Regions from separate parts of the Homo sapiens genome. Here region 2 is linked to region 1. The links are chromatin loops, found by intact Hi-C in ENCODE. Cell type or tissue: breast epithelium. All regions are shown on one strand. Links, peaks and the distances in the headings refer to the core of each region. The heading gives the core; the rest is flanking DNA. Region 1 overlaps EYA3 (EYA transcriptional coactivator and phosphatase 3). Region 2 overlaps STX12 (syntaxin 12).

The links. Peaks named below come from ENCODE experiments on the same cell type or tissue, not always from the same donor. Only the 100,000 strongest peaks of a DNase experiment are listed, where the experiment ranks them.
Region 2: it touches region 1 in a loop (13-fold over the local background); 1 of 110 quality-filtered maps calls a loop at or near these places.

The regions. Positions count from the first base shown.
Region 1 is chr1:28,037,722-28,047,303 of GRCh38, forward strand. EYA3 (EYA transcriptional coactivator and phosphatase 3) reads right to left here. Exons shown (of 18, transcript NM_001990.4): 4 at 4,850-4,929; 5 at 1,118-1,184. Among named protein-coding and RNA genes, the nearest start is that of EYA3, 46 kb to the right of the region's middle. In breast epithelium, for the core only: no CTCF peak of the experiment used is centred there; no DNase peak of the experiment used is centred there.
Region 2 is chr1:27,783,652-27,793,233 of GRCh38, forward strand. It overlaps STX12 (syntaxin 12), which reads left to right. Exons shown (of 9, transcript NM_177424.3): 2 at 5,911-5,980. Among named protein-coding and RNA genes, the nearest start is that of STX12, 15 kb to the left of the region's middle. In breast epithelium, for the core only: no CTCF peak of the experiment used is centred there; a DNase peak (open chromatin) is centred at 6,040; H3K27ac peaks cover 2,196 bases.

The sequences.
Region 1 (9,582 bases), core at 3,518-6,017:
AGAACTCATTGGGTTGACTTTTTAATTAGTTTATTTTTTAATTAATGAAAATTCAAAAGGTAAAAACAGATATAACCAGGGAAAAGAAAGACAGTTTCCTTTTTATAACAGCCCCATAAAGTATCTCTTGCTTTTGTTACCAATTTCTTTATGTATCCAGCAGCTGTAAGCACATAAGCACATATCCTGGCTTAATAAATGCACTTGTATGTGTCTTTGTATGCATAGGTCCACTCTTTATTACGCACAATAGGTAGCTTGGTATACACACTGTTCTGCACCTACCCACTTTGGAGATGAAAAACCTGGCTGATATTAATGCTGATCTTACCCCATGAAGGCCCAAAACATAACCTCTTAGTGACTAACCCACCAAACCTGTCTAACTTCAAGCCCGGTTCTACTCTGAGGACATTCCTCAATCAAGAAACTGAACACAGGCTGGGCGTGATGGCTCACGACTGTAATCCCAGCACTTTGCGAGGTAGGCAGATCACCTGAGGTCAGCCGTTTGAAAACAGCCTGGTCAACATGGTGAAATCCCATCTCTACTAAAAAATACAAAAATTAGCTGGGCGTGGTGGCATGCCTGTAGTCCCAGCTATCCGGGAGGCTGAGGCAGGAGAATCACTTGAACCCGGGAGGTGGAGGTTGCAGTGAGCCAAGATCGTGCCACTGCACTCCAGCCTGGGCAACAAACAGAGTGAGATTCTATCTTAAAAAAAAAAAAAAAAAAAAAAAAACCGAACACAGATTGGACTGAGAAATTCAGTCTTGTTTTTATTAATCTGTATGCTATATGTCAAGGTACAGGACAGAGAAAATGATCAGAGGTCAATCAATGATATGGTTGATCACTAACACTATTTTGCATGTTCAGTGCCTACTCATTTTAGAGTAAGCTTTTGTGTAAAATGATCCATTGCAGACACCATCTACTTTTTAAAAGGATACTACATAGACTATATTTAGAGGGAATTAAAAATTGGAATGACGATAGAATAAGAGAGGTAAAAATAATTTAAATATCTATTATTTTAGAGGAAAAATAATATTAAATTTTGCAATGAATCTACAGAAAAAGCATATGCATTTTGGAAATAATTATTCAACTTACTTTGCAGAATACATTTGTGAGGTATAATCATTGGATGAGCGAGGGATGTAATCGGTGCATGTCATAACTGAAAGAAAGATAATATCACCAGGTTAAAAAGTTAGAACATTTCGAAAATGGAATGGGAAAACTGCACATCTCACTGTATAGTCTTTCAAACTAATTAACAGAATACAGCTTGGACACCAGATAGAAAGACTATGTGGTAGAAAATATCTCACTTTTTTGTTTATACATGTGTTTATAGACTTCCAGAGGCAGTTAAAAAAAGAAGGGTGGGGTATGGAAAAGAGCTGAAGGTTGGTAAGGATCTCTACCTTTACCCATTACTGATCTAAAATAATAGATGAAGCAACCTTCTAAGCTTTCGGCTATGCTGATAGGCAAACTTAAAAAGCAAGCTTTATGTCTGGAAAACCACATTATTCTACTTCAGCTTATTTGTTCTTTGAGTGCTTACTATATTGAGTAAAAGCCTTAAGAATGACTTGCAGGAAAACAGATTTGGGGGAGGCACCCAATCTTATTTTAAAACCACTGCTACTGCTATGCATAATCAACAGCAGAATAGATGCAAGTATGCTTCTATACTATTATTTTTTCTGTTTTGTAGTGAAGGCTTTAAGTTTGGCAAATCACAGACAGACGTGAGGAACTGATGTGATACTCTGATGAACTCTCAAAGACTTTTCCAGCTATTGTCCTCTTGACCCCCATGACTTCATCTGGAATAGCTGCTATGAAGGCTTGACTCTCATGATTACTACTTCTGGTATGAACGCTGTAAATATCTGATTAAAAGTGAACCAATTAACTTTATGTCTAATTAGGTTCCCTGGAAGAGTACCTGACCCAAAAAGAGAACCTTGATCAAAAGTAGATGAGGGGCCAACTCAAATGCTCAAGAGTAAGACAAATCAACACCTGTGAGTTTATTACAGAAGAGCTTGTCCAATGCTATTGTTTGAGGTATTTAAAAATAATTATTGGAGATCACATTCACCTCTAATCATTTTGACAAAAATGAAGATGTCAATTAGATCTAAAGTTTTGACAATCCATTGCAAAGAATGTAAGGTAAGTTTATTTGAATTCTACATAATGGTTCTCAGTTGACACATATATTAAAAAACCCAAACCCTTATCTTCCTCCAATTTAATTTAATTCTGGAAGGAATCAACAACATCCTAGGAGACTGAGGCCAATTTTCACTTCTCTAGAGAATGAATGAGACTTGATCTTCACAGTACTTGGGAACCACAAAATGATTATAAAGAGTCAAGATATAATATCCATTATACTATAGAAGAATCAAGTAAGTAATATGCTGGCTTGGACTAGAATAGCAACAGTGGGGATGAGGCAAAGACTTTGAAATATATTCTGAAGGTAAAACTAACAGGACATTCTGATGGATTTGATGTAGAGAATGAGGAAAACAACTAGACGGAGAGTGATACCACTTCCTAAGATGGGCAAGTTTGGGAGAAGAGTGTATGTCACGGGGGCTAAAGGAATCGAAAGTTCTTTTTTGAAGATCTTAGGTATGATTTTCCTTCCAGTAAAGATGTCAAACAGGCAGTCTGATACACAAATGAAATCAGGGGAGAAGTCAGACTGGAAATATCAATATGGAATTCATTAACCATGTACAAGATATTTAAAGTAATGTAATGGATCGGAGAATCCCAAAAGAGGAAACATGGTAGCCTAGAATTAAGCCCTGAGGCCCACCAAAGAAGGGCCATCAAAGGAGAAAGGTGGGAGGAAAAGTACTGAGAGGGAGAATGTGAGGAGAAACGTATTCTAGAATTTGCAACATGAAAATAACTAATGGCCTTGACGACAGCAGTTTCACTGGAAGAGTGAGGATAGAAGCTAAATTTGAGAGGCTGGAAAAGTGAATGGGAGGTGAAAAAGCAAGTGAGGGCAACTCTTGCAGAAGTTCTGATATGTCACAGAACAAAGAGAAGGTCCATAACTAGTAAGAGATGTGGAGCCAAGGGCGGAGGGGCAGGGGGGGGTCGGGGGAGCAGTGTTTATGTTTTAAAATGGTAAGATGTTTCTTTACTGACAGGAAGGATAAAAAGGGAAGACCGTGATGACACACAAGTGGTGGCAAGAAAACTATAGTACCAAAGTCCTTGGGGAAGGTAAAAACAGATAGCATATGAAACACAAATAATAGCCTCTATATCTGACAAGAGCAAGTATGCTGCTTACATCCTGACAAGAAGGAAATGGCTGGGTGTGGTGGCTCATGCCTGTAATCCCAGCACTTTGGGAGGCTGAGGCCGGCAGATCACTTGAGGTCAAGAGTTCGAGACCAGCCTGGCCAACATGGTGAAACCCCATCTCTACTAAAAATACAAAAATTAGCCAGGCGTGATGGTGCGTGCCTGTAATTCCAGCTATTCGGAAGGCTGAGTCAGGAAAATGGCTTGAACCTGGGAGGCAGAGGTTGCAGTGAGCGGAGATCTTGCCATTGCATTCCAGCCTGGGTGACAAGAGCGAAACTCCACCTCTAAAAAATACAAACAAACAACAACAAAAAAATACAAAAAATAGCTGGGCATGGTGGCATGCGCCTGTAATCCCAGCTACTCGGGAGGCTGAGGCAGGAGAATCACTTGAACCCGGGAGGCGGAGGTTGTAGTGAGTCGAGATTGTGCCACTGCACTCCAACCTGGGCAACAAAGCAAGACTCCATCTCAAAAAACATAAAAAAAAAAATAAAGAACAGAATGAATAGGATGACAGTCTAAAGTAAAAATAGAAAGGTAGGGGAAGGTATAGATGTAGACTTCAAATGAACCAAAGTTTTTATTTATTTTATTTTATTTTATTTTTTGTAGCGAGGAGGTCTCACTTTGTTGCCCAGGCTGATCTCAAACTCCTGGCCTCAGGTGATCCTCCTGCCTCAGACTCCCAAAGTGTTGGGATTACAGACAAGATCCACCATGCCCAGTTGAACCAAAGTATTTGAAGGAAAAAAGGAAATTATTTGGAAGGAGCAAGAATACTCAACTTACTTCCTGACCCTGAAGTATGTAAAGTATAAGATTTTAGGGAACAGGTCTTTTTCTTGGGGATGAGTGGGAAATTCAAGAAATTAGAGGAGACACTTTACAAATTAGAGTGGTTTTCCACAAAATGGACAGTTTCCCAATGGACCAGAATCACCTGGCTAACTTGTCAAAAATGCAGATTCCCTATCCACATCAGATCTACTGAATGATAATCTTTGGAGGTGAAACTAGAATTCTACATTACAAACAAGTATTCTAGATGATTCTTATGTAGGCTAAAGGTCTGAGAACCACCAGAATAGAATCACCTTTGAGGAAACACTATATAGAACTCAAGACACACCTTTTAAAAAAAAGTTACACCTTTTTAAAAAATATACATGGGAAGTATATATGGTTAAGTATAGTTGTCTCTGATTTTCTGTAAGACACTATTACCTTTAAAACATCCAATCTCAAAACAAAAATAAAATCACGGCGTGTGACTCCTTGGGTGAGTGGACTCCATGTGATCTTTTCTCAGCTGGTCTGTCAATAAAGCTTACAGGAGGGCTCAAGGATAAACACACACAAAAACAAGGATGGGAGAGCCTTCAGGATATTTTGGGACAAACAAGGCAATTACGAAAAACCAACTCTATAAGAAAAGCATTACTAGTTATAGGAATATCTGTTCAATCATGCACAGAATATGGTACTTACTTTCCTCTGACATGGGAAGGTTTGAAGCAAGGCTTGATGTTTCAGGCTTCTGATCACTGACATCTGGATTGCTTACTTGACTGGGAGAACCAAAATGAATACATTAGCCCCTGATTGATTTGCTGCATTGCTAAAAAGTGATGAGTTCAAACCCATTTCCTCCTAGGCTATATAAGTAAGAGGCAAAGTAAATCTTCGTGATATCCTTATTGTTGATTTTTAACAACTACTTGAAGAGAGCTCGGGCCAGGGCTAGTACCCTCAGCATTCTACCGCTCTTTCTTTTTTTTTTGAGATGGAGTCTCACTCTGTCACCCAGGCTCGAGTGCAGTGGCACGATCTCGGCTCACTGCAACCTCCGCCTCCTGGGTTCAAGCAATTCTCCTGCCTCAGCCTCCTGAGTAGCTGGGATTACAGGTGCATGCCACCATGCCCAGCTAATTTTTGTATTTTTAGTAGAGACGGGGTTTCACCATGTTGGTCAGGCTGGTCTTGAACTCCTGACCTTGTGATCCACCCACCTCAGCCTCCCAAAGTGCTGGGATTACAGGTGTGAGCCACCACGCCCAGTCTACTGTTCTTTCTTATATCTCTAGATCCCTTTAGTTTTTATATAATTCAGAAATTCCAGCTAAGTCACTGGCAAGTCAGATTTTTCTTTAACACCATATGGTAAAACATTGCTCTGCCACTTTTTATTATATGTTTATGGGGTACAATGTGATGTTTTGATATATAAAACACCTTTTGCTTTTTTGTGAAAAAAAAAAAAAAAACGTGAAAACACTTAAGTTCTATGCTTTTAGCAATTCTGAAATATACAATGCTATATTATTTATTACAGTCACCATTCTGTGCAACAGTGCTCTGTTACCTTGCTCCCAAAGTACCACAGGAAGGTAGGGAGACGTTTGATTTCAGACAGTGGTTCTTGATCAGCTACAAACCATAATCATATGAGAAGTGTTTTCAAATTACACGTTTGGGCCAGGTGCGGTGGCTTACACCTGTAATCCCAGCACTTTGGGAAGCTGAGGCGGGCGGATCACTTGAGATCAGGAGTTTGAGACCAGCCTGACCAACATGGTAAAACCCCGTCTCTACTAAAAATACAAAAATTAGCCAGGCGTTGTGGTGCACGCCTGTAGTCCCAGCTACTCAGGAGGCTGAGGCCTGAGAATTACCTGAACTCAGGAGGCAGAAGTTGCAGTGATTGGAGATGGCACTACTGCACTCCTGCCTAGGCGACACAGTGAGACTCTGTCTCAAAAACAAAACAAACAAACAAACAAACAAACAAAAATTATACGTTTGTTTCCAAGCGGGGGTTCTAAACCCTTAAGATTCATTCTACTATATTTCTCTTATCTCCCAGTTAAATAAAACACAAACACCTCATTTTCTATTTGTTATATAGCCAGGACTAAGCAACATCATTTTTTTTAACTTATAAGGAAAATTAAGAGAAATTGAGAATGATAAGTCACATAAACTGGGAGGACAAGTCATTATGTTAGATAGTTTAATGCTGGGGAGATTCCACAGAAATTCTGGAATGAAGATTGTTCTAACTTTCATTCTTCAAAATGTTCTCTCTTTTCCATCTCCTCTACTTTTCATTCTTCAGTTATTATGTCCCATTATAGCACAGTGGTTAGGAGTGTTGATTCTAGAGTCAGAGGCTGCTCAAGTTCATATTCTATTCTGCCAATAACTAGCCCTATGACCTTGGACAAGTCACTGAACTTATCTGTTCCCCGCTTTCTACATCCGTCAACGAGAATAAAAATGAAACCTACCTCATAGGGCTGTCAGGAGGACTAATAAGTTTACATTTAGAGCAAAGCTAGAACACAGTAAGCACACTTTAACTGTAACTGTTATTATATTACAACTTCTTCAAAGCCCAGGCATCATTCCTACATTCATGCACCCTAGAAAGAAGCTTGCTTTGTTCTTCTACTCTCTAGGGAGAGGTGGAAGACACTGTACCAGAGGTTCTATATATCTGGAAAGATAATGCTGACTAATCAAAGGTAAGAGTAGTTTCTACACAGCAAAATTGTAAAAAGAAATGTTGCTTATATAAAAAATATATAGCACAAAATTTATAAAGTTCTCGTATCATTTCTGAAACTGACTTCTAATATTCAAGTATAATAAGGGTTTTTTTTAAATGGTATATATTTTTTGTTTGGTTGGTTTTTGTTTTGTTTTTTTGAGTCAGGGTCTCACTCGGTCACCCAGGCTGGAGTGCAGTGGCTCGATCATGGCTCCTGCAGCTTTGACCTCCCGGGCTCAAGTGATCTTCCTACCTCATCCTCCGAAGTAGCTGGGACTACAGGCATGTGCCACAACACCCAGCTAATTTTTGTAATTTTTGTAGAGATAGGGTTTCATCATGTTGCCCAAGCTGGTCTCAAACTCCTGGTCTCAAGCAATCCGTCCACCTCAGCATCCAAAGTGCTGGAATTACAGGTGTGAGCCACAGTGTCCAGCTTTAATGGTATATTTTGAATGTTCAAATAATTTTTCCTCATTTGTAATTAATTTTAAAGCTAAATCCCCAAGTAAGGTTCATTTTTATCTTGTTACTCAAATGTTTATATTTTTGTAATAGAACTTAATGTACTAAGATGTGATTATGGAAATTGAAGGGTAAGGGCAAGAAATTATATGGAATAGTTGTGTCAGTTTCCCAAACTGGGTGATTTATTATAATTACCTGAATAGTTAATAAAAATAGACTTCTGGACCCCATCTCACACCTACTTACATAGAATTACCAGGGGAAGGGCATAAAACTGAACCAGAATTTTCCTGACATCAATAACTAGTTTGACTTCTACATGTACCTGGTTAAGTATGAGGTTCACTGTTATACCCACTGTTGAAGACTATTTGTAGATCTTATATTTTAGAAGTTGGTGATATTGCTATGATCCAGTATCCACTGGACCAGTTCCTAAAACCCAATGGTCCTAGAATATTATGTTATAGCAACATCCCCTACATACTCAACTGAGCATCTAGAGAATAAATAGAAACAACAGCACCAAGACAGTGAGTTAACTCTAGCACTTGTTAAATATTTAAATTATTATCCTTAGAGAAATGACATACTGCCTCAAAATATAATTATTTTCAAAGTTATATAAACATAAATTTTGCTTAACAATGAATACACCATGAAAAAACAACTGCTCTAAAATAAAATGACCAAAAAAACCCAACAACATCCAAGTCCATAAAGTGGCACAACAAATACCTCCTTCTCATTCAACAGAACTATTAACAACACAAACAACAGATGAATGGATAAAGAAAATGCGGAACAGACATACAATGGAGTATTATTGAGCCTTAAAAAGAGGAAATTCTGACACATGCTACAAATGGATAGACCTTAAAGACATCATGATGAATCACAAAAGGACAAATACTGTATGACTCCATTTCTGTGAGGTACTTAGAGCAGTCACAATCATGCAGACAGAAAGTAGAATGGTGGTTGCCAGGAGCTGGAGATGGGGGAGTGGAGAATATTGTTTAGTGAACATGGAATTTCAGTTTGGAAAGATGAATAAAGTTCTAGAGATGAATGGTAGTGATGGTTGCAAGACAAAGTGATTGTACTTAGTGCCACTAAACTGTACACTTAAAATGGTAAATTGTATATTGTGTGTATTTTATCATAGTAAAAAAATTGCTGAAGGTAAAAGAAGAGATAATTGCAGGAAAAGATGAAGGTGATGGGTTCTTTCAAACAACTGGAGAGGTTAGCCTTCGATAAGAGCAAGGGAATTTCAGAGGAAAGATAAACAATATCCAAGAGAAGCAGATTAAGTAGGTTGATTTGGTGAGAGAAGGGAGATGTTCCTAATCTCTCTTTGAACTAGGGAGCAAGATCCACAGCTGAGTGAATGGAAATAGCAGGAAAGGGAGGGAAAAGGGAGAAGGTAGGGGGCAAGGAGGGAGGGAATAAAGGAATTAAGATGATTTTAGAGGCTGGGAAATCAGACATACCAGGAAGGGGGACTAAGTGCCTGTTTTAGATCTTATCATGAATAGAAACTAGGAACAGTTAGCACAATTTTGTGTTTTTCTCTCACGATGTACAAGTGATTGGGAATAAGTACAGAATAGGTGGATAGTTGGGTTTAATCAGGGTTGTGGTTTTGCTAGGCAAGTATGACAGAAAAAAGTGAGGAAGTTAAGAATGTTTGTAAGGGACTAATTACAGTAGATCTTATAGTTAAGTTTATTTTTCTTTCTTTTTTTTTTTTTAAATGAGACAGCATCTTGCTCTGCCACCAACCCAGGATGGAGTTCAGTGGCGCAATCTTGGCTCACCACAACTTCTGGCCCCTGGGCTCAAGCAATCCTCCTGCCTCAGCCCCGAGTAGCTGGGACTAAAGGTGTGCACCACCATTCCTGGATAATTGTTTTTGTGTTTTTTATAGAGACAGCATCTTGCTATGTCGCCCAGGCTGGTCTCAAACTACTGAACTCAAGCGATCTGCCCACCTGGACCTCCAAAAGTGGAGCCACCACACCTGGCCAGTTAAGTTCCTTTTTTTTTTTGAGACAGAGTCTTTGTCGCCCAGGCTGGAGTGCAGTGGCGCATTCTTGGCTCACTGTAACCTCCGCCTCGTGGGTTCAAGCCATTCTCCTGCCTCAGTCTCCCAAGTAGCTGGGATTATAGGCTCAAGTCACCACGCCGAGCTAATTTT
Region 2 (9,582 bases), core at 4,715-7,214, 250 kb before region 1:
AGAACAAAATTGCTTACACAGAACTGAAGGACTTGTCTTTACCTTTGGCCTAGTCATCTGGTTTCTAGGATTATGTAACATTTCATAGGAAATACCCAATTATTTTCCTTCAAAAAGTTGTAGCACATCAGTCTAACATAAAACCTTCATTTAGTAGAATGCTTGGAAAAGGAGTTTTCTCATTAACCAAGTTAGCCAGAAGATTCAACTCATCCTGGTAAAAATATTTCCAAAAAGCATCACTTGGCCAAGCGTGGTGGCTCATGCCTATAATCCCAGCACTTTGGGAGGCTGAGGCAGGCAGATCATCTGAGGTCGGGAGTTTGAGACCAGGCTGACCAACATGGAGAAACCCCATCTCTACTAAAAATAGAAAAAATTAGCCGGGCATGGTGGCACATGCCTATAATCTCAGCTACTCGGGAGGCTGAGGCAGGAGAATCGCTTGAACCTGGGAGGCAGAGGTTGCGGTGAGCTGAGATCACACCATTGCACTCCAGCCTGGGCAACAAGAGCGAAACTCTGTCTCAAAAAAAAAAAAGTGTCACTTTACTTTTTAAATTTTTATTCATTTGTCTATTTATTTTGAGACAGAGTCTTGCTCTGTTGCTTAGGCTGGAGTGCAGTGGCATGATCATAGCTCACTGCAGCCTCAAACTTCTGGGCTTGAGCGATCCTCTTCTCTCAGCCTCTTGAGTAGCCAGGACTACAAGCATGCGCCACCATGCTTGGCTAATTTTTAAATTTTTTGTAGAGGCAGTTTTCACTATGTTGCCCAGGCTGGTCTTGAACCCCTGACCTCAAGTGATCTGCCCACCTTGGCCTCCCAAATTGTTGGGATTGTAGGTGTGAGCCACTGTGCCTGGCCTCACTTTTCTTTTTGATATTTTAAGTATGCTCAAGGGCAAATAAATGTATCTGTAAACACGTTATTCCTTTGTGTGCTTTAGGTTTACTGAAAGATACATCTCTTAGATGTAAAATACATGAGTCATTGAGTTACTAGTTTTGAACAAATCCCTGATGTTGGTGATTATAGAGGGCAATATACAAAAAGTCCTGCTTCTCTGGGTTCCAGTAAACTACGACACTGTTGTCCTTATGATTTGAGTTTTAGGGTATCTGATACCTGAGTCTTGCTGGAAACTTTAAAGAAAATATCTTAATATTTAGGAATTTAGAAAGTGTTAAGGCTTAGATTAATTCTGGTGCTTAGCTAGCAAATGACCCTATAATATTCCCAACACCCCCACTTCCTCAACCCCTCCCTATCTTTCCACCCCCCAAATTTAGGTCATCCCAACAAAGGAAATCAGAAAAGTCTAGATGAAGAAGAGTTCTCCACTGAGAATATGCAGAGAACAGCTGATTATTAATTGATTTTTTCATATTCTATAAAATTCCCATAGCTCTGTAGCTTATTTAATAAATTTTGATAGATGATTAATAACTTGATACTTTGGCATACTTCTAAAGTTTCTAAGGAATGCTCTACTTTTTAAAGACACTCAATAAGAAAAGACCTATTTCCTTGACTTTTTTTGTCAGATCTACGTTTACATGTTATCATATATTCAACCATTTTCTGGATGGGTGTGTGTGTGTTGGGAGGAGTTATACATACACAAAAATGAGTAGAATGCAGTCCCTGCCTTCTAGAGGGATATAGTCAGTCCAGTCCTGTTTGTACCTTGCATTTATGAAGTTAAGAAAGTCACAGGTGGAACCTTTCTAAGCCAAACTTTCGGGTTGCAAAAGTACTCCTTGGTTACACAGCATAATTCTTTGACTGGAGCTATTTCACTGTTATTGAATTTTGGAATTGAGCAGTGGTGGGAGTACTTAGAGATCATTTAGTTCTTACATAGTTGTAAGGATTTAATGAGATAAAATAAAAACCTTACACAAATAGTTTAAGTATTCAGTAAATGTCAGTGAAATCTGAATATCATCTATAATTGGTGAAAAAGAGACCCAGTCAAATGAAATGACTTGCTTAGTGCCCTGCATCTAGTTAGTCGTCAAGTCTGGCTTAGATTTCAGGCCTCATTATTCCTAGCTTATATTCTTCATTCATATCTTCTGCCTCAAAGAGCTTGCCAGAATGGAAAAGGGAGGCTAACTCAATTAATCAGTAATTGATTATGTATCACCTGGGTGCCTGGCACTCTGCTGAACTCTAGTGAGTACAGAGGAGTGTTCCCATAGGTGCCAGGGAGCTGGAGAAGGGAGCAGGTTAGAGGAAGGACATCAGCCTATCTGGAGCAGAGACCTATTAACTTAGGTATCAGATAAGTAGGGTGGGGCTAAGTGGAACACTGGGAAATCTAGGCCTGCCCTGTGTGACTACATTCTTTTTCCTGTAAGAGTCAGCCTTTTGAGAGACTGTAATGTGGCACATTCCACTGCAGTTAGCCCTGGGTTTAAATTCTGGTTGTAATGACACTCTGTTCAAAACCTACCAGTGATTTCCCACTTCATTAAAATTCAAAGTCCTCATAATTGTTTGCAAGGCCCTATACAATCTGGGTCCCTACTACCTCCTTGGCCACCTCTCTGCTGTCTCTTGCTCACTCTGCTCTAGCCACCCTGGCCTCCATCACATCAAGTACCCTTGCTTTGGGGACTTTGTACTGATTACTCTCTTCTCCTAGAATGCTTCTCCCCAAGATAGCTGTGTGGCTTGATCTTTCACTTTGGATCTCAGCTCAGTGTCACCTTATCAGAGAGGTCTCTCTGACCACTCTATATAACTAGTATCCTCTGCCCACCACTGTCACTTCAGCTCTTAACTGAATTTATTTCTTTTTATACTCTGACCACTCTGTATAACTAGTATCCTCTGCCCACCGCTGTCACCTCAGCTTTTACCTGAATTTATTTCTCTTTATACCATTTTTCACTACCTGATATGTTTATTGTCTATCTCTTTTCCTTAGAAGACTCTCGAAGGCAAGTGTCTTCTAGGACATGGAATAGTGTAGAGTAGATACTCTACTCTGAATGAATGAATGAATGAATGAGTTCTGTAACTCTCAGGAGCCTCATTGTGCTCATATGCAACAATGGAATAATAATACTTACTTAAAGGATTGTTGGAGTCAAATAAGTTAATGCTTGTCAAGCCCAGTGTCTAGTACCTCATAGTAGATGCTCAGTAAATGAAAATTCATGCCCTCTTTCATAAATTATTTTTATGGCTGTCCAGTTAATAGCTTTAGTTGTATCCTGATTCCCATTTGACTTAGATAAGAAGGACATACCACATGTTAGTGATGAAGAAAAGTGGTTGTCACACATAATGCTATCTTAGCAGAATGCAGTAATTATAGTGCTTATAATTGGAACCATGGAACCACTGAGCTATAGTGGTTCCTCACTTAGTAGAATAGATATCTTTTAGAGAAGTCTTGTCAAAAGGCAAAATTTGAATTAAGTGAATCCTATATTTCTGTTATAAAACTGGAATCACATTTTTGTTAGGAAAATATGGTCTCAAAATAAGATGAAATCATAATCTGAAGTGCTACCAGCCTATATATACTTGACTCGGGAAATGTTTGCTTTGTATCCCCAACAATGCAGTAATTTTGGCTAGGGAGAAATAACGTGTACTTACTACTAAGGACTGAGTTGTTCCATTTCTGTTTAGGAATAGAAGCACCCAGCAATAAGTTAGAAGATTTTTGCCTAATCGTTGCTTCTTATCAGATTTAGGGACTACTGGCCGGGTGCAGTGGCTCAACCCTGCAATCCCAGCACTTTGGGAGGCCGAGGCGGGTGGATTACCTGAGGTCAGGAGTTTGAGACCAGCCTGACCAACATGGTGAAACCCCATCTCTACTAAAAATACAAAAATTAGCCAGGCGTGGTGGCACACGCCTGTAATCCCAGCTACTCGGGAGGCTGAGGCAGGAGAATTGGTTGAGCCTGGGAGTCGGAGGTTGCAGTGAGCCGAGATCATGCCACTGCACTCCAGCCTGGCCGACAGAGTGAGACTCTGTATCAAAAAAAAAAAAGATTTAGGGACTATTAGCATGTCATTGGTATTGTAAGGTAACTGGTACTCAATACATTTTAGCTTACTTTTTTACTGATCTTGGTGACCAAATTAGGGACAAGATTATGACTGTGTCCCCCAAATATTGTTATTTTAAAGAGTACCATTACCAAAAAGTAAATTTGGAACAATTAATTTTTAAATTTCAAAATTCTAATAAGTGAAGGTTCTTTCTTGTTGGACATGGGAGCATTATATGTATACTGTTTCTATAATATTCACAAATTATACAATATACATTGGTCTCCTCATTTTCTTCCACTGAACTAGTCATTTAGCAGGCTGGTGTTTCACAAGTGAAACTGGCATTAATCCAGAGAGGATAGAAAGGGCTCTCACAAAGAAAGCTGAATGGCTGGAAGAGCCTTATACTTATTGTGTTATGTGATTTCTTGAAGTTCTGTTGAAACTTGATGGTAAGTGTGTTACTTCTGGGCAATGAGTACTCTATTCATATGTTCTGTACTCCAGCTACTTGTAATAGAAGACAGTGAATGCTCTTGGAAAACAAGCAAGCAAACAAGAAATCATATAACTAACTTCCAACCTCTATGAATGAATAAATCTCCCCCACCCTCCCCAGTAACCAGAAAAAGAAAATAGAAAGCAAGGCATAAAATAAATGAAGGGCTCTATTGTTGCAGAAATCAGTAAGGGACAGGAGTGTTCAGAGTCCCAGGCAGGCTGGCGTTAGAGTGTTCCTCCTTATTGATAGATGATCAGTTCCTCTGGACCTCTGCTTTCTTGGTCTAGGATAGGAGTTAAACATCCAGGATTCAAACATGACCATTCCTAGTCTTAGCAAATATCTAGGAAAAGGTAGAGAAGGCTGAACAAAACCATATGTTTGACTGTATTATGGTATAGACAGCACAGTTGAAAGAACATAGCCATTGGAATCTGATGTACTGGGCATTGAATTTTTGCTCTGCTACTTATTAATTGTGTATGCTTGTATAAGATACTTAATCTCTCTAAATACACTTCCTTACCTGCAAAATGGAAGTATATCTACTAAGGCCAGGCGTGGTGGCTCACGACTGTAATCCCAGGACTTTGGGAGGCCGAGGCGAGTGGATCACAAGGTCAGGAAATCCAGACCATCCTGGCTAACATGGTGAAAACCCGTCTCTACTAATAATACAAAAAAATTAATCGGGCGTGGTGGCAGGCGCCTGTAGTCCCAGCTACTCAGGAGGCTGAGGCAGGAGAATGGCATGAACCCAGGAGGCGGAGCTTGCGTGAGCTGAGATCGTGCCACTGCACTCCAGCCTGGGTGACAGAGTGAGACTCCATCTCAAAAAAAAAAAATAAATAAATAAAAAAGTACATCTACTGGAGATTGCTGTTGTGAAAATTAATAACAGAGTGTATACAAAGCTCTTAGTATATAGTGCCTGGCACTTAGAGGTGCTCAATTGGTGGTAACCCATTATTAGTAATAAGTATACATTGTCTTTCCAAAAATGTTTGCTATAGAAAAATTATTGTATTTGACTTGATTTTTTTTTTATTGTTGCAAATTGATATCTGGCCTAGAGGCCCTTCTAAAGGTGTTGAAATTTTTAACCATTGCAATAGGAGATCTAGGAAAACTAGCAAATTTTAGGGGGATGATAAAACTACCACCTTCTACTTTGTGACACAGTTACTCTATAGGAGAAAGGTGAACCTTGTAATTAGTTTTTGGAGGAATGTGTGTGTCAAGGTTTTGATCATAGCATGGTCTCTATTAGTTGCATGTATTAATACTTATTCTGAATGGGAAGAGACCAGGAATCTTAGAAGTAGGGTACTCATGATGAATGTATTTTTCTTTTAAATAAATCTTTTTCTTCCTATCTCCCCAGCTGCTCAGATAAAGAATTTGATGAGCCAGCTAGGAACTAAGCAGGACTCAAGCAAGCTACAGGAAAATCTGTGAGTAACTTCCTGACAAGGTTGGGTTTTGTGAGGGCCATTTGAGGACACAGTGTCCTTGCCAGACAGCAGCTTAGGTTTCAGGTCTGGGAAGTCAGAATGAGAGGCAGTGGGTCATGAGATAAGAGCTGGATCTAAAAGAGGGGCGGGGCAACAAAGTATATTAATGGATTGTAATTTCCGTTGCCTTTCAAAGTCTTTGAACTCTGGTTCTTTCTCCTCTTGGGCAGTTTAGCAGAACAATTTAGGGAAGTAGAAAAGGGAATTCGTACCACTATTAAACTATATTCTGCTCACAACTCTGCCTAAATGAGCTTCCTTGTTGGCGTAGGACTCCTCATGATCTAGTCTAACTGGATTTCCAGCTACAGTCAGCCTTCCATATCCATAGGTTCTGCACCTGTGGGTTCAACCAACCACAGATAGAAAATATTCAGAAAAAAAAAGGAAGGTCTCTACTGAAGATGTACAGACTTTTTTCCTTGTCATTACTGAAACAATATAGTAGAACAATTATTTACATAGTATTTACATTGTATTGTGTCTGGAGTTAGTTCCTTCTGGTGGGTTCTTGGTCTTGCTGACTTCAACAATGAAGCCGTGGACCTTCGTGGTGAGTGTTACAGCTCTTTAAGGTGGTGCGGACCCAAAGAGTGAGCAGCAGCAAGATTTACTGTGAAGAGCAAAACAACAAAGCTTCCACAGCGTGGAAGAGGATCTGAGCAGGTTGCTGCTGCTGGCTGGCGTGGCCAGCTTTTATTCCCTTATTTGTCCCCACCCATGTCCTGCTGATTGGTCCATTTTACAGAGCACTGATTGGTCCATTTTACAAACCTCTAGCTAGCCACAGATTGCTGATTGGTGCATTTTACAATCCTAGCTACAGAGTGCTGATTGGTGCATTTTACAATCCTCCTGTGAGACAGAAAATTTCTCAGAGTCCTCACCCAACCCAGAAGTCCAGCTGGCTTCACCTCTAAGTATTAAGTAATGTAATCTAGAGATGATTTAAAGTATATGGAAGGGGGTGCTGGGTGCAGTGACTCATGCCTGTAATCCCAGCACTTTGGGAGGCTGAGGCGGGCAGATCACCTGAGGTCAGGAGTTCAAGACCAGCCTGGCCAACATGATGAAACCCTGTCTCTACTAATAATACAAAAATCAGCTGGATGTGTGGCAGGCACCTGTAATCCCAGCTACTCAGGAGGCTGAGGCAGGAAAATAGCTTGAACCCAGGAGGCGGAGGTTGCGGTGAGCCAAGATCGCACCATTGCACTCCAGCCTAGGCAACAAGAGTGAAACTCTGTCTCAAAAAAATAAAAATAAAAATAAAAAATAAAGTATATGGGCCGGGTGTGGTGGCTCACACCTGTAATCCCAGCGCTTTGGGAGGCTGAGGTGGGCAGATCACCCGAGGTCGGGAGTTCAAGACCAGCCTGACCAACATGGTGAAACTCCATCTCTACTAAAAATACAAAAATTAGCTGGGCATGGTGGCGCGTGCCTGTAATCCCGGCTACTTGGGAGGCTGAGGTAGGAGAATCACTTGAACCTGGGAGGCGGAGGTTGCAGTGAGCTGAGATTGTGCCATTGCACTCCAGCCTGGGTGACAAGAGCGAAACTCCGTCTCAAAATAAATAAATAAATAAAGTATATGGAAGGATATGCATAGGTTCTAGGCAAATGTTACACAATTTTATATTAAGGACTTGGCAGGAGGCCTGGAACCAATCCCCCGTGGATACTGAGGGACTACTGCATATGTAATCAGAATGGCCCAAGGGGAGCCTGAGGGAGAGAATAGTAGACTGATAGTAGGGACTCCTGATTCTTTTTATCACATCCTTTTCTGCTCCATTTCTGCTTTTAGTGCTATTCTTCATCTTTAAAATGTTCTGAGCAAGCCGGGAGCAGTGGCTCACGCCTGTAATCCCAGCACTCTGGGAGGCCGAGGTGGGTGGGTCACGAGGTCAGGAGATCGAGACCATCCTGGCTAACACGGTGAAACCCTGTCTCTACTAAAAATACAAAAAATTAGCCAGGCGTGGTGGCACGTGCCTGTAGTCCCAGCTACTTGGGAGGCTGAGGCAGGGGAATCGCTTGAACCTGGGAGGCGGAGGTTGCAGTGAGCTGAGATCACATCACTGCACTCCAGCCTAGGTGACAGAGCAAGACTCTGTCTCAAAAAAATAAAATACAAAAATTAGCTGTGCGTGGTGGCTTGCGCCTGTAGTCACAGCTGCTTGGGAGGCTGAGGCAGGAGAATCACTTGAACCCGGGAGGCGAAGGTTGGAGTGAGCCAAGATCGCGCCACAGCACTCCGGCCTGGCGACAGAGCAAGACTCCATCTCAAAAAATATATATATATAATATAAATATAGTATATAAATATATATAAAATATAAATATAGTATATAAATATATCTATAATATATATAAAATATAAATATAGTATATAAATATAAAATATATAGTATATAAATATATAATATATATCTATATATGTATATATCTATATATGTGTATCTATATATGTATATACATATATATGTATCTATATATGTATATACATATATATGTATCTATATATATGTATATACATATATATGTATCTATATATATGTAGATACATATATATGTATCTATATATATGTAGATACATATATATGTATCTATATATATGTAGATACATATATATGTATCTATATATATGTAGATACATATATATGTATATATATATCAAGCAATATTTTTTGTTTCCTACCCTAGACAGTGTGAGGTAAGAGAATGACTATTATTGTGAGCTTTTTCCAGGGAAATGTGAAATATCTCTGGATATTTTCTACTGCCTGGGATGTTCAAGCCACTGATTGGGTACCTCTTGCTTTTGACTCCTTTTTTTTAAATCCTGGAGGCCCATTTGCAGTACAGAAAAACCATTAATAATTAGTGTGGTGTGTTAGCCCATTTGGGCTACTATAACAAAATACCATAAACTGAGTAGTTTATAAACAACAACTTTATTTCCATGATCTAATCACCCTCCAAAGGACCCCATCTCCTAATATTATCACCTCGGGAATTAGGATTTCAACATATGAATTTTGCAGGGACACTAACATTCAGATCATAGCATGTGGTTTCACTGTCGTCTCAGAAAGCCTTTGTAGAAATGGCTGGATAGTAGAGGAAACCACAAATGAAAAGAGTACTTTTTGTATTTCTACTACTTTAAGTTCCACTTAATATACTACATATTCTTTCCTCTTCAATTCCCCTTCCTCCCTACTCCTTTTGTATTTTTAACAGGTAAGGCTTCTTTGTTTTGGAGGGAAGAGCCAGAAACTCAGGTATAAAGAGCAGGTAGGAAGCCAAGGATAAGGCTAGAAAAGAGCCAGCTTTTTAAAGCAAGAGCATGGGATTAGATGTTTGGAGGTTGTTCCCTAGGGTAGGTAGGAAGCTACGCTTTTAATGCACATTTCATCTAACTGTCTGTGCCTAGATTCTAGTCAGTGGACTGTGGCAGTCAACTCCTGGACAATAAGAGAGTTCAGTATGTTTAAACTACTTGATTTAGGTGTGGGCGGCAATTGTTCTTTTTA